Regions from separate parts of the Homo sapiens genome. Here regions 2 and 3 are each linked to region 1. Evidence: read pairs that join two places in POLR2A ChIA-PET (ENCODE). Cell type or tissue: HepG2. All regions are shown on one strand. Each heading gives the region's core, and the rest is flanking DNA. Links, peaks and the distances in the headings are about the cores only.

The links. ChIA-PET counts read pairs that join two places held together with the same protein. Peaks named below come from ENCODE experiments on the same cell type or tissue, not always from the same donor. Only the 100,000 strongest peaks of a DNase experiment are listed, where the experiment ranks them.
Region 2: POLR2A ChIA-PET joins it to region 1 with 7 read pairs; 1 of 35 experiments calls an interaction of 5 or more read pairs at or near these places.
Region 3: POLR2A ChIA-PET joins it to region 1 with 8 read pairs; 1 of 35 experiments calls an interaction of 5 or more read pairs at or near these places.

The regions. Positions count from the first base shown.
Region 1 is chr14:53,611,357-53,615,926 of GRCh38, reverse strand. The region is part of intron 2 of LOC105370504 (a long non-coding RNA gene); the gene reads right to left. LOC124903316 (a long non-coding RNA gene) reads left to right here and starts at 3,545. Exons shown (of 2, transcript XR_007064176.1): 1 at 3,545-4,570. It also overlaps the pseudogene RPS3AP46. RefSeq lists enhancers at 1,871-1,970, 1,991-2,090, 3,046-3,155 and a silencer at 3,476-3,525. In HepG2, for the core only: a CTCF peak has its summit at 1,970; DNase peaks (open chromatin) are centred at 476 and 1,916; H3K4me3 peaks cover 2,623 bases.
Region 2 is chr14:53,977,453-53,982,022 of GRCh38, reverse strand. No RefSeq gene overlaps it. Among named protein-coding and RNA genes, the nearest start is that of BMP4, 23 kb to the right of the region's middle. In HepG2, for the core only: no CTCF peak of the experiment used is centred there; DNase peaks (open chromatin) are centred at 1,702, 2,442 and 2,782; H3K4me3 peaks cover 861 bases.
Region 3 is chr14:54,131,875-54,136,444 of GRCh38, reverse strand. The region is part of intron 4 of LOC105370507 (a long non-coding RNA gene); the gene reads left to right. Among named protein-coding and RNA genes, the nearest start is that of BMP4, 180 kb to the right of the region's middle. RefSeq lists a silencer at 2,200-2,494. In HepG2, for the core only: no CTCF peak of the experiment used is centred there; DNase peaks (open chromatin) are centred at 454 and 2,314; H3K4me3 peaks cover 1,139 bases.

The DNA.
Region 1 (4,570 bases), core at 318-4,317:
TATCTTTTTGATTCAGCAAATACTTACTGAGAGCTTACAATGAAGGTAGGAAACCAACCTAGTCACTTGGGGGATATTACAATGACAACCACTAAATACATGTGCATATTTAAATTTAAATTAATTAAAATTAAATTTTAATTTCCCAGTCACACTAGCCACATTTCAAATGCTCAGTAGTCACATGTGGCTAGTGGCTCTCACACTGGTTAGTGCAGGTATCGAACATTTGTATCACTGCAGAAAGTTCTATTGGATGGTGACAATCTAATCACAGGAGGGGATAGCTATTCACCTTCCATCTAATTTTTCATTTTATGTGGCTATTTCCTTTTTAGTCTTTTTAAAAAGTTACTTCTTCTGCCTGTCCCTTTTAGTCAGAAGAATCTGAGGATTCTTTTGATGGCACAGTGGGGCGGCTGCACAAGCACCTGCATTGGGCAATCAGATCATAGTAGTGGTTGTCAAAAGATTGCAAAAGGGATTGCAGAAATCCCTTTGAAAATGCACGTGGTCTTTTATGTATTGGATGAGCGAGATATGCTCACACCTGCCTAGAGAATCCAAGTAGTGGGGTCTGCCTGCCTCAATCTGTTCACCTTATTCATTCTGAATGTGTGTAGCTCAAAGCATGTCCTCCCAAAGCAAAAGAATATTTACAAAAGAGACACAAACTGAATTCCTCACCTGGCACTCTGTCATTTCCAGTGCCACACAAATGAAAGTAAACCAGCCACTAGCAACAGTCATTTCCGAAATCCAGTGGGAAATTTAAAACTCATGATTTTATATATTTTACATAATAAATTCATAGGAACTGGAATTTTATTTGAAGAGTTGTTTCCTTCTGCTTCTTCATCTTCCATTTGATTACAAGAACCAACCAACCAACCAACCAACCAAGTTTTTACTGATATCCTAGAATAAATCTATCAAACAGAAACACTGAGCTGTGTTTAATCAGTGTCACTGCAGAGAAATTTAAACTTAACACAGTACAAATCATAATAATTATGCATTTAAATACTAAATTCACCCTAAAGAGGCAATTTAGTATTTAACTGAGAAAAGAACAAGTGTCTCTTTATTCCTGGTATGGTACACCTTTCAGGTTTCAAACAAATACCACCCACTTTATAAAAGCTCTCCTCGTTATCATAATAACAAGAGGAATTATAAGAGAGGAAAAATGCTATTTTTAAAAATAAAATTTCAACTTTTATTGACCGTGATGCCTGTATCAACAGCTTAACCCAGTCTGCTTTATATGACTTTTAGTAGCCAAATAAAGTATAATATTTTTTAAAAGCTTGTAAACACTAGTAGACCAGTTCTTAAAGGCCTGGAACAGCTACATGAACCAGAAGCTACATAGAAAAGAGATTGTATTTTTTCTAAGGCAGAGAAGGTGTCATTGCAATCAATAAGATGTCTTTTACAGTTTTTCTTCTTTTGGTGTGTGTGTGTGTGTGTGTGTGTGTGTGTGTGTGTGTGTGTGTGTGTGTGTGTGTTTAGGGCTTGGTTAATTCTATTGCCCTTGCACCTGCAAGCAAAAGGGTACAGAATATTCCCACTCTCCTTTTTCTCTAATTCTACAAGACTGAGGAAGGAACAGCGACCAAGCTCTTAAAGTTTTCCAGCTGCTTATAGAGAGGTGGGTTGTGTTCCACATTTTACTCTTACAGCCCTGCCACCAGATGAAAGGAAAAGCATAAAAGCATCAGCAAAGCCTGGACTCTGCTTTTCCTGCTCTAACATGCCATCAAATAGAGACAGAGCACTCGACTGATGTAGGCATTCTGTTGTTCGTATTTGCCGAGTTCAGCTAAGAATGTCTGAGATCAACAGGTGGCCTTGCTAATGGAACAGATTCACTCATTGTTTGTGTGTTTAATGAATCATTGAGTTACTGATCAACAGTGAGCAATGGAAGCTGTTCAAACAGAAAGGAAGCCCAGCCGTGAGGTGGTGCTGCCAACACACTCCTTTGAAGCTCGGCTGGCCCCTGTGGGGAGTGCAGGAGGCTGGGGGTCTACTCCCTACGGTTCCCAGAGAAATGGTAGCAAGAAGACGGTGTTATTTCTAATTGGATGATGAAAGTCAGCCTAGGGGACAGAGACCAAAGGGCCATACGTAAGAAGAGGAGGAAGTGAAAACATCTGAATCAAAGGTTGAGGTAAAACTGAGAGACAGTGTTTGCAGTGAACCATGCAGTAACCTTCATCTTGCCCCCTGGTCTTCAGGAAACAAGCAAGTGGGGAAGGACCGAAAGAGGTAAGAAAAAAGCAAAGCTGAAGATGCAGATGCTGATTTTTTTTTACAAAGAGTTCATAGTACAGTGGAAATTCTCTGTCATTCTGAGAGGCGGGGCTGAACTTCATTGTGGGATTCCTAAGTTACACCAAGCCTTGCCTGTGAGTGGAATTGACTTACGGTAGACTAGAAGTGTAATTAATGAGATGTGTTTCTTAAATTCCCGACAAATAATATGTTTTATTTGTCACCATTAAAAGTTTGAATTTTTAAACAGATTCTCGGACTTTTATCCATCAGCTTGTTTAACGTTAGCATCTGTCTCACCCCAGTAGCTTTTCTAGAACCACTACCTTCATCATGAGGCTCCCTAGGTTTTCCCAGTTCAGAGTTGGGCATCTTCAGCTTCACTTTTCTAATGAACACATTATAGAGAGGATAACTAGATTGGCAACCCTCTCCTATGTCTTTCCAGCGCTTTCTGCTATCAATTCAATGGCCACTTCTTCCAAGACATCCATCTGTACCTCCTAGGTCGAGATTTCTATCATCTTCTTTCAGGCTTGGCAGGCCTATAGTTGCTCGGTGTAGGAGGTCATCAGAATCTGATTGTTGCTTTTTCTTTTTTTTTTTTTTTTTTTTTTTAGTAAAACCAACACAAAAGAGATGAAGCAAATAACCATCAGTAGCTCTGACATTAACGTAAACTTCATACCTGGTCTGACACTTTTTAACCATGGAGCACATTTTTTCGTGGGTGAAATCCCTGCCACAGAAGTTGGTCAGGCAATCTTCACCCTAAATACCTTCAGTAATGAACTTGAATTTTCTAAATGCAACCTCATTGTTCTGTAGATCAACAAGGCTCACTTCAAAAAAATGGCTCAACCACTTTCTCCTTGGATCCCTTTTCGGCACCTTTTGTGGGCTGTGTTTCTTTGTTTTTGTTTTCTGTTTTGTTTTGTTTTGAGACGGAGTCTCACTCTGTCGCCCAGGCTGAAGTGCAGTGGCGCGATCTCGGCTTACTGCAAGCTCCGCCTCCCGGGTTCACGCCAGTCTCCTGCCTCAGCCTCCTGAGTAGCTGGGACTACAGGCGCCCGCTACCACGCCTGGCTAATTTTTTGAATTTTTAGTAGAGACGGGGTTTCACCATGTTGGCCAAGATGGTCTCGATCTCCTGACCTCATGATCCACCCACCTCGGCCTCCCAAAGTGCTGGGATTACAGGTGAGCCACCGCGCCTGGCCTGTGGGCTGTGTTTTTAAAAGGGAGGGGACGTATGAGAGATATGACCAAGTGTGGTCTGGTGGGGAGAGCACTGTGCTATGGGTTAAGCAGTGTGTGTCTTAGTTCCAATTTGGCATCTATCTTTGGAGCACCGTTGGTCCCATACTGTCTGTGGCAGAGACTGGCTAAGCTATTCATCAAACCTGTGTCCTTTTTTCCCAACACAGCTAAACCTGGTTCTTAGCCTTTCTGAGAGTCAGATGTGTCCATGTGACAGGTACTGACCACTGGACTGTGGACAAAAGTCAGGTACTTTACAATCAGGTCTGAATCAGGTCTGAATCCTCACCTTGAGCTGGATAGTGATACCTAAGGCTGGCCATGAAGATCACAGAGCTGTCAATCTTGGGTCCCCTCAGACCTCAGGGTGGCCAAGCAGGGTCTGGGGCAGCTGGAGTACCTGGTCTGGGCACCTCAGTTGTAAGAAATCTCCATTTACCCTACTGTGCTAACTCCTTCTACACGTGCCATGAAAACTGAAAAGTAAGGCAATTTCCCAGTGGACTCTGAGATTGCTTCCAGTCCTACCATCCTCAGTTGGAAGCCATTTATACTCTCATCCACCCTCAACAAAGATAGAAGGATGCTCTTCCTGTGCATTCAAGATCTCCTGGGGGAGGGAATGGGACTTTGCTTCCTCCTATTCTCCCTCAGAGATAGAGATGAAGGGGAAAATATAGAAAAGAAAGAAAACAGAATGTCTGTCATAGTCCACTAGCCAGTTAATGGGAGGGAATCATGAAAGGGCCTCACAATGAGGAGGCCTACAAGGAAATAGCATGACGTCTGTGAGAGCCACAAGCCAGAGAACGAGGGTGCCACTTGCCACCACACTTGGCTGGTGGCAGATCCTTGGGCTGTAAATCCTAAACAAGGGCCAGACCAGTGACAACAAACTCCTGTTCCTCCAGCACATCTCTTGCTATGGGTTTGTGCTTAATCAAGCCAGCCTCAAATCCTTTTAGAACTAAAAGTCTCAGCTATTCCAAAATTAACCTCCTTCCATATGTCCTCTTCAATAAAGCCTTCT
Region 2 (4,570 bases), core at 178-4,177, 370 kb before region 1:
CATGTTTGGTGCCTCAACTTGTGGTTCTCACCTTTTCATTGTCTGTGAAGATCTCCTGTGAAGTGTTTAAAATGAAAATTCCTGGCCCCGCACCTTTAGAGATTCTGACCCAGCACATGTGGGGCACAGTCTGAGAATCTGCATTTGGCAGATAAAAGGCAATCCAGAACACTTTAGATTGAAAGACTTGTGGGTACTTTTTGAGGCCTAATAGGTCTACTACCTACATTGTAGCAATATTGAATCAATGAGACTGGTGAGATTTCAGTGGCTTTGGTAACTCCAACATAAAAGTCTAGCTGAAAGGCCAGGCATGGTGGCTCATGCCAGCATTTTGGGAGGCTGAGATGGGAGGACTGCTTGAGCCCAGGAGTTCGAGACCAGTCTGGGTAACATGGTGAGACCTCATCTCTACTAAAAAATTTAAAAAATTATCTGGGCATGGTGGCATGTGCCTGTAGTCCCAGCTACTCAGGAGGCTGACGTGGAATGATTGCTTGAGTTCAGGGGTGCGAAGCTGCAGTGAGCTAAGATGGCACCACTTCACTGCAGCCTGGGCAACAGAGTGAGACCTTATCTCAAATAAAAAAAAAAGAGAGAAAGAGAGAGAAAAAAGTCTAGCTGCAGCCTGTTCATCCTCCCCTGGGAGGCTCCAGCATGCTTCCCATGTCTACATCCTAAGAAGGGCTGTATTTAAGGGTGGGTCAGCCGCATAATTGTACCTGAAATGAGCAAACAGCTGACTCCCTTGTTCTAGGTGTTCACACATAGTATTGCATTTGATCTTGGCAGAGCAGACACTCAAACCCAAATGTCTTGATAATGCCAAACCCAGCATGTGTTTCCCTGAACCACAGCTGTCTTCAGCAGGTGACCAGGAGTTTCATAAAATGAAGTCTTTGTACCAGGTGATATTAAAAATATTTAGCAACCAGTAGAGCAGGTACAAGCCCAGTCAGAACTGATGCAGACGTATGAGCCCGGGGGTTGTTGGCTGAGTGTAGAAGAAGGTGCCCCTGCCCCACTCCAGTGACCCACCCACTGATAATGGCAAAGCACCCTTCAAGATGTTATCACATGGGACTCAGGCCCCTAATTAGGGGTGGGAGAGAGAAGCAGGACATCACCTGCTTCCACCCAACTTCCAGGACAAATGATAGTAATCAGAAAATAATGACCAAAACATGCAAGTTCATTCTTTTCTTGAGACAAGGTAAGGGGCTGAATTAGAAGATTAGTTCCCATAGGAATGGTGACAACTCCTCAGCCTGATCCCCTCCCCCTGCAAACTTCATGAACTAGCAAGTGTTCCTGTATTTATGAAGATAAATGGTCTGAGAATTTTATTTTATTTTTGAAACAGAGTCTTGCTCTGTCACTTAAACTGAGGTGCAGCGGCACGACCATGGCTCACTGCAGCCTCGAACTCCTGGCCTCAAGTGATCCACCTTGGCCTCCCAAAGTGCTGGGATCACACATGTGAGCCACTGTGCCCGGCCTGAATATTTTAAATCATGACTATTCTACAAATCTGTGACAAATGCTTGCGAAATCTCAGGCATCATTTGGTGGTCACTACTGTGCTTTTTAATTTCCTAACTAGAAGGAATTTTCCTTCCTTCTGGGGCTCAGATGCAAATTCATGGCATGAGATTGCTGGGAGGTCTAAAAGGGTGACTCATGAAATCCCAGCTAACCTCACAGTTTTGCCTGGCTCCAGCCCAGGTCAGCTGTCCTTGACCTTCTGTCAGGGCCTGGAAGAAGCCCCATGTGGAGTGCAGGTCGATTTTCTTTGAAGATTGCAGTTTAGAAAAAGCTCTGCTCAACTCCAGGCTTCCTCCTTTTATCTTCCTATCTTCACCTTTTTCAGCTGGTGGTTATATCTTACCTGTTCTCTACTGAATTTTCATACTTAATATTTAATCCTTTTAAATTTCACAATTCCTGATTCTGTATTTTCTTATTAAGGTGAACTTTCATCTTATCATAGCAGTTTCTAGCCTCCCTCTTTTCCTTTTTTTTTTTTTTTTTGTATAAACCATTTGAATGTAAAGCACTATTGTCATAAGTGCTCCATTTCTGACTTAAAATTTTTTGATTTCTGATTTCAAATCATGCCCTTCTGATGTAAAAGCCACACTGAATACAGCAATGTCTAATAACCATGCCCAAAAGGTATTTAATGTAATTGGAAAATATTTTATTATGGCTTCACTTCCCTAAAAACATTCCAACATCACTCATTCAAATAGCGAAAATAGAAGCTTGATCTTGGAATTAATTAGGGATTAACACGGAATCTTAATTTTAAATGTATCAAAGGAAAGAAAACAATTTAGACCCCAGTGTACATCAAAGGATAATTCTATCTGGCAACATACAATGGCCTTGCAGCAGCCTAATCTCTCACCACACCCTGATGCTTCCATAGCTACCGCACCACAGAAGCCACAACAACATCTTTAGTGCTGTTCCCTCACGAAAGGAATGCTTCCAAAGCACTGTGGCTGGGATTTGATTAATTACAGTTGTTTACAAACTCAGAGAAGCTGGTTATACACCAACACATTTCAAAATCTCCACTGACTCCACAAGTGACCTCTTTGGAAGTCATTGATAAGCAGCCTTCTGATAGCTGTTACTGAACACTGATCGAACCCTGAAGAGGATGCCAGCTTAGCCTCTGCCCTGCTTGCCCTCTCTGCAGTGGGAGAGGTTGGTAAGGCATGGGGCACTTGGCCAGAGGGATAAGTCAGAGGCCACAAACAAGGTGGGAGACAATTCAGAGTCCGACAGCCAGCTGCATTCAGGGTTCAAAGTGGTGTCAAATGTCAGCACTTTGCAGCAAGGAGATTCCTATGCACATAGCCTTTTCTGGTAGGCAGAGTCTCATGTGCATTTTTCTTCTTTTCACTTATTTGAAAACCTTGCACTGCAGAGCAAGGGATTATGCACTGAGAGTGTTTCATTTTCAAATGTTTTTGCAGAGGACTTTTGCCTTCCACCAACATTTCAATCATACACAGTAAGCTTCACTAGAAAAAAGTTTTTCATTTAAAATTAGAGTAAGCACCATAAAATCAAAAAGGATTCAGCATGCTTAATTCTAAGACAGAATTCTAAGTAAAGTAACCATCTTTTTTTAGAGATGAAGTTCTACCAAAACGCCATCATCCTAACCTTGAGTCAATCTGCTTATAATTTGAGACTTTGGTAGGAAAGTGGCATTTAGAACTTGAAGAGCTAAATTTTTACTTCATTAGGATACAGATGTTTTAAGTGTATCTTCCTTTTTGCCCACATTTACTAAAAGGCTATTCCTTCTTTTATTTCTTCTCCTTCTTCCTCCTACTCTTTCTTTTTCTGATAAATATAACAGATACAAAACTGTAAACTTGTCCTTGGTAGGACTCAATTGAATTGCCTCATCTCTAGTGTTGCTACTCTGAGTTTCCAAATACTAAACTTGAAGTGGCTTCCAATGAAGGATAGAATTTAGTTTCTCCTGGAAGCAGAATGAATATTGTGGAGAGTCTTTTTATCTTTATTTAAAAATACCTCTCTGGGACAACTTTCCCCTAACCGAGGACTAAAGCAATTGCTAGAGCTGTAAACAAGGCCAAATTCTCCACCTCTGTGGACAGCCAGTTCCAATGGGATTCCCCTAACACTGGAAATAAGTTTGTTTTTTTTTTTTCTTTTTAATCTCTAAGTGGAGTTTTTCCGCTTAAACTGATAAACAAAAATACGTTGTTGGTGAGTGTTTTCCTGAGTATAGTGTATCCCTCAAAGCATTTTTCCTAAGAGGGAAATGTTAAGCTCTTGATAAATGAAAAATAAACTTCTTGTTCTCAAAGATAAATTATTACAATGAGAACTTTCTTTAACCTTAAAAACCTAATACTGATGTTTGGCTTTGCACAGTAGAGTTTCTCTAAACTGTTGAATGCCTTCCATCTTCCTCAAACCTTGTTTTGGTAAAGGACAAGGGGAGCATCTCCAGTGGGTGAGTGATTTACCTTATCGTCCTTTTACTGTAGCCTCAGGGATCTTTAACTCTTTAAGCAACGGCATTCAAGTCTTAAGAACACCCAGAAGCATACCTCAGGCTTTAGACATTCTCAGCTGAAAAAAAAAAAAAAAAAAAAAAATTAAGGCCAGCTTGGGTATCAACAAAGCAGAAGAAGATGAAGCCGGTTGGTTCAATTCTGATAAACTGGCGATCTGCAAATCAGGTAAGCTGAACTGCAGACAAGTGCCCTTGCTTCTGCAGAGGCAGCTCTCCTCTTTCCTGGGCCTTGTACCTGGTGCATTCATTCTCTGGATATACTTAATGGCAAGAAAAGCTACAGATATGCTCTTTCCCCACTGCTGCGAGCAATGGGATTATTCTTTCACTTTTACAAACATTTTAAAATCACATCTTCTTACCTTTCCCTTGTGCGTCCAGAAGAGGTTATCTAAAACTGCATTGTAAGTGTCTCTAGGCTATGTCAAAAAAAGCTGGTAGAATCATCAGTTTTAAAGGGAATTTTTTTGGCCTACAATTTGTAGTCCTTGATTGAAATGA
Region 3 (4,570 bases), core at 178-4,177, 520 kb before region 1:
AACCCTTCTCTCCTCTTCATAAACACATGTACAGGTTCTGCAAGATTGGCAGTGAAGGGAGAATCTCCTTGTTCGAGAGACTGGCTGGACCTCATAACCTCAATGCCCATTCCCCTGATGTTTGTCTTTCATTGATATTATTAAAAGACATTATTATTTCCTCACATGCTTATGTTGAGCAGATGAGGAAAATGGGCCACCCTGACCTCCCGCTTCCTTGAACCCACCTCACTCCCACCCAGCATTATGTACACAATTGCACAACCTCTCCCTTTCCTCTGACCATAACTAAGCCAGGGTGGACAGAAGGAGCAATTGTTGCAGCGACACTCTCATGCTGCCCTGCTTCCTTTCTCCTCTGCTCCTGTTAGGTAACCCCTCTCATCAACTCCTTATTTGAGGTTTATGTGCTCAGCTTGACCTTGAGAACATTTTGGTGGTTAAAGTATATAGAGTTGACTGTTTTTTTCCAACGAAGGTTTGGAAAACATATTCCAACACAACACCATTTTATTTTTCTTGTAGAGTCTCTAAGGGCAGTATTGCTCCATAAAAGAAACTGGTTACAACAGATTGTTGTTAAGATACCATTCTCTGTGTCAAGGGTGGATGTGAGGTCATATGTGATATTGTCCATTTTAAAACATCTGGTCATGTCAGTACAGACTCTTCTGGGAGTTCTGACATTGGGTACACACCAGTGGAACGTTTTACAAAGAAGTTGACAGGCTCTACTGGATATTTTGGAATCAGAATTTCTGAGGTGGGCCCAGTTACATGTACTTCGAAAAAGCTCTGAAGGTGATTCTGGCAGACAGCCAGGTTGAAAAACGCTGGACCAAGATCTCAGGACTTGGGGAGACTCAAGAGAGTCAAAACTGTACCAAGGCTGGTTTTGAACTCATTTAATAATATGTAGATTATTGCTTTCACTCTCTACATATTTTGGTTATCTATTGCTGCATGACAAACTACTATAATATTTAGTGACTTAAACCAGAAGTGATTTATACTCTCATGAATCTATTGACTGGCAGTTCTGTTTTGCAAGGTGTCAGCAGGGACACTGGGTACAGCTGGAAGGTTCAGAATGGCCTCAGTTCCATCTCTGGCAGTTTATATACTGGCCTCTGGCTGGGACCTTAACTGGGGCTGTAAGCCAAGGTTTCAAGTCTGCTCCACATGGGTCTTTCCACATGGCTGCATGGGTTTACTTACAGCATGGTGGCTAGGGGATAAAAAGGTGCATTCTGGCCAGGCACGGTGGCTTACACTTGTAATCCCAGCACTTTGGGAGGCCGAGGCAGGTGGATCACAATGTTAGGAGTTTGAGACCAGCCTGGCCAACACAATGAAACCCCGTCTCTACTAAAAATAGAAAAAGATTAACCAGGCATGGTGATGGGCACCTGTAATCCCAGCTACTTGGGAGGCTGAGGCAGGAGAATTGCTTGAACCAGGGAAATGGAGGTTGCAGTAAGCTGAGATCGTGCCACTGCATGCCAGCCTGGGTGACAGAGCTACACTCCATCTCAAAAAAAAAAAAAAAGAAGTGCATTCTATGAGAACAAAACTCATCACATAGCCAAGCCTAGAGGTAGTGTGAGAGGAGATAACACTAGGGCTTGAATTTTAGAATCTGTGGTCAATAGAGGCACCAAATCTCAATCTGCCATACTACCTTCTGGTATCTTCATGATAAAGATTCTGTATGGTCCCAAAACATAAAGCATATGGAAGTGGGTAACGGTTTATCATATTTCTTATTGTCTGAGAGCTTTGTTGTCTGCTGCATTCTGCTTCCCAGACAATATCCTCCTTATCACCTTTGAGCCATGTACAGGCTAGATCTACCCGTAGGGTATGCTATTTATTATTTCGAACCATCTTATTTCAGTTTTTATCTTCCTTCTTCTCCCCACCATATAGAGACTTAGGGCGAGTTTCCAGACTGGTAATGCTTGATATGAAATATTTCCTTCCATGTGGGTAAAACAACAAATATTTTAAAGCACAGATGGAAAAATTCATTTATTCCACAAACATTTTCTCAGTACCCAGCATGTGCTTTACTCTTTCTCACATCTTTTTCTCTCTTTCTCCTCTCTCTCATAATAACATAAAAAGGATAAAATAAATTGCAATAGTAAAACATTGTCACCCACAATCGTAGACACTGGTTACTAATCAACCAGTGCCTGGTAGATGAATGAAAAGCTAGTTTTATTTGCTGCTCAGTGGAGCTCGAATGACCAGACAGGTTTACCTATTTGTGAAGACACTGGTGCTTATCACATGTGGATTGCCCTGTGTGAGTGAGAGAGGGATTTCACAACTCCTGTAACATGAGTCAGGTGGTGTGGTGCTCAAGAGCTGATGAGTGAGGAATAGAACTCTGAAGTTTACTCCGGAGGGGAAAATCATAGTTCAAAGTGAGCATGGGTCACTGGAAGACAGAACAGTCTGGCTGGAAGGAGGTAGAGACAGCTGATTTTAAGTAAAAGGTAGGGTGTCCCTAGGGGATGAGATCAAATAAAACATACTGTATAAACACCCTCCTCCAACACTTGTATCCTTGAAGATAAGGGTAAGGAGGAACAATGAGGAGGAACAGTAAGGAGGAACACTTGTATCCATGAAGATAAGGGTAAGGAGGAACCATGAGGGCATTTTGAAAAGATGAAGTCTTAATGGGAAATTAGATTCTAGAGGGTTGGGAAAAGCTATTAACTCCTTTCCTATTCCTGAGCTGGAAGCCATCTCTACTTAACTCTTACTGTATTTTATTTGTACCTTCTTGGGGCATTTATCATTATTATTTTGTATTAGTAATTATCCATCTTTACTTCTACACATGTTGGCAAAATTCTCATCCAAACCATCTTTCTCTCTTCTTAATACAAGACCCTACATCTAATAGGACTTCAGTTAACATTGGGTGAATGGATGCATGCATGAATTGCAACACTGTTAGCTGTGTCCCCAGATCCTTCTCAATTCCTAACTGCTGCCCCATTTGAAGTTCTTGGGAAGGTAAGACACAAGCCACTCCAAGCAGATGGGTGCTATTTATTCATAGTTGAAGCTTTTGCATAAATTCTTCTTAGTTTTCGTACTCTATTGAGCTAAGACAGACAAGATAGAAACCTCAAGAATTCTCTTTACCATCCCCCTCTGATGTTGAAACATAACAGGATGAAAGCAGCCTCTTTCCGAAACCTTCTCTTTGTTATTCTGGCTTCTCACTCAGAGCTCTCTTCCCAAAGCATCAGGTACCTTTCCTCTCCATCTTAGTAAGCCTCAGCCAGTGTGGAGGTAAGAGAAGTCTTTATAAAGAGAATTATCACTGTTGTTTGTAACAAATGTCCCAACCTTGAGCATTTCTTGACCTTTATGGCTGTGTGTGTGTGTATGTGTGTATGTGTGTGTGTGCGTGTATGTATACTATGGCATGGAGAGTGATACAATGTACTTCCAGAATTTTTTGGTACATTATTTATGGTTTCCAAAGAATGTGGTACACATCTTTAAATATACATACACATGGATAAGCGATAAGAACTCCTTTGGATGGTTGCCTGAGTTACCCACTGCCCAATCTCATTCTTAGTACAAAACAACCTTCAGGGTAAAAATTGTTATACATTTCATTATACAGTAGACATATGGGAATATCGTGATGCCTGAAGCTTTTTAGCTGAAGGAGGCTTTGAGCCAAATTTATTCCTGGGGCACTCATGTGTAAATCCTATATATGTGGCCTATACTGAGTAACCTGTTTACAATTTATTTGTAAAAAGCATGTGGCAGCCAGTTGTCTTTTGCCTTTTTCAGTTGGGAAGACACATGGTAACTAGCTGTCTAGATTTACAGATGTGGGTCAGCTGAAGCTGAAACATTAATGTACATAGGCAGTGTGTTCCGTATATACTCCTCCTTGGTAGTTCTGTTCATGGTCAGAGGGTTTTTTTTGTTTTTGGCTTTTCTTGATTCAGATTAAATTATTATTATTTGTATATTTTTTATTCAGAGCAAAAGTCTAAAGAGGCTACATTTTGTAGAATGATTTTTGATACACAGTTTATTAAAAGTATTAACAGAACTTCGTTTTAGAGCATTAAAAAGTAATTCTGCAAGGAAATCTGGTAACTAAGAAATTCATTTGTTTAAAAGATAATGAAGGGCTAATTAGCTGTGAATGTAATTATCTCAGGGAACATTATCAGTTGCTCATTAGAGGCCTTCAATAGCAAGTTAGCTGTTCTAGAGCTAGTATCTAGGGAGTTGGTCAGTCAAAAGTTGGAAGTCTTTTGAAGACTGTGGGCTAGTGGTTTAATATTTCTAGTGGCTAGTATCCAGGTAGCATTAATTGTCATCCTTAACTCATCAAACACTTCTCCTTTACCCAATTGATGTATTACTCACATTATCAGAAATATCTTTAAAGATACTGGTTTTTAAAATAGAGTCTTGGTAATTAATGCAAAATGTAAAGCAATGGTTGCTTATGTTTTTGAGTATATTCAAGTATGTTTACGTGCTTAAAAAATTGTATGTGCTACCCTGGACA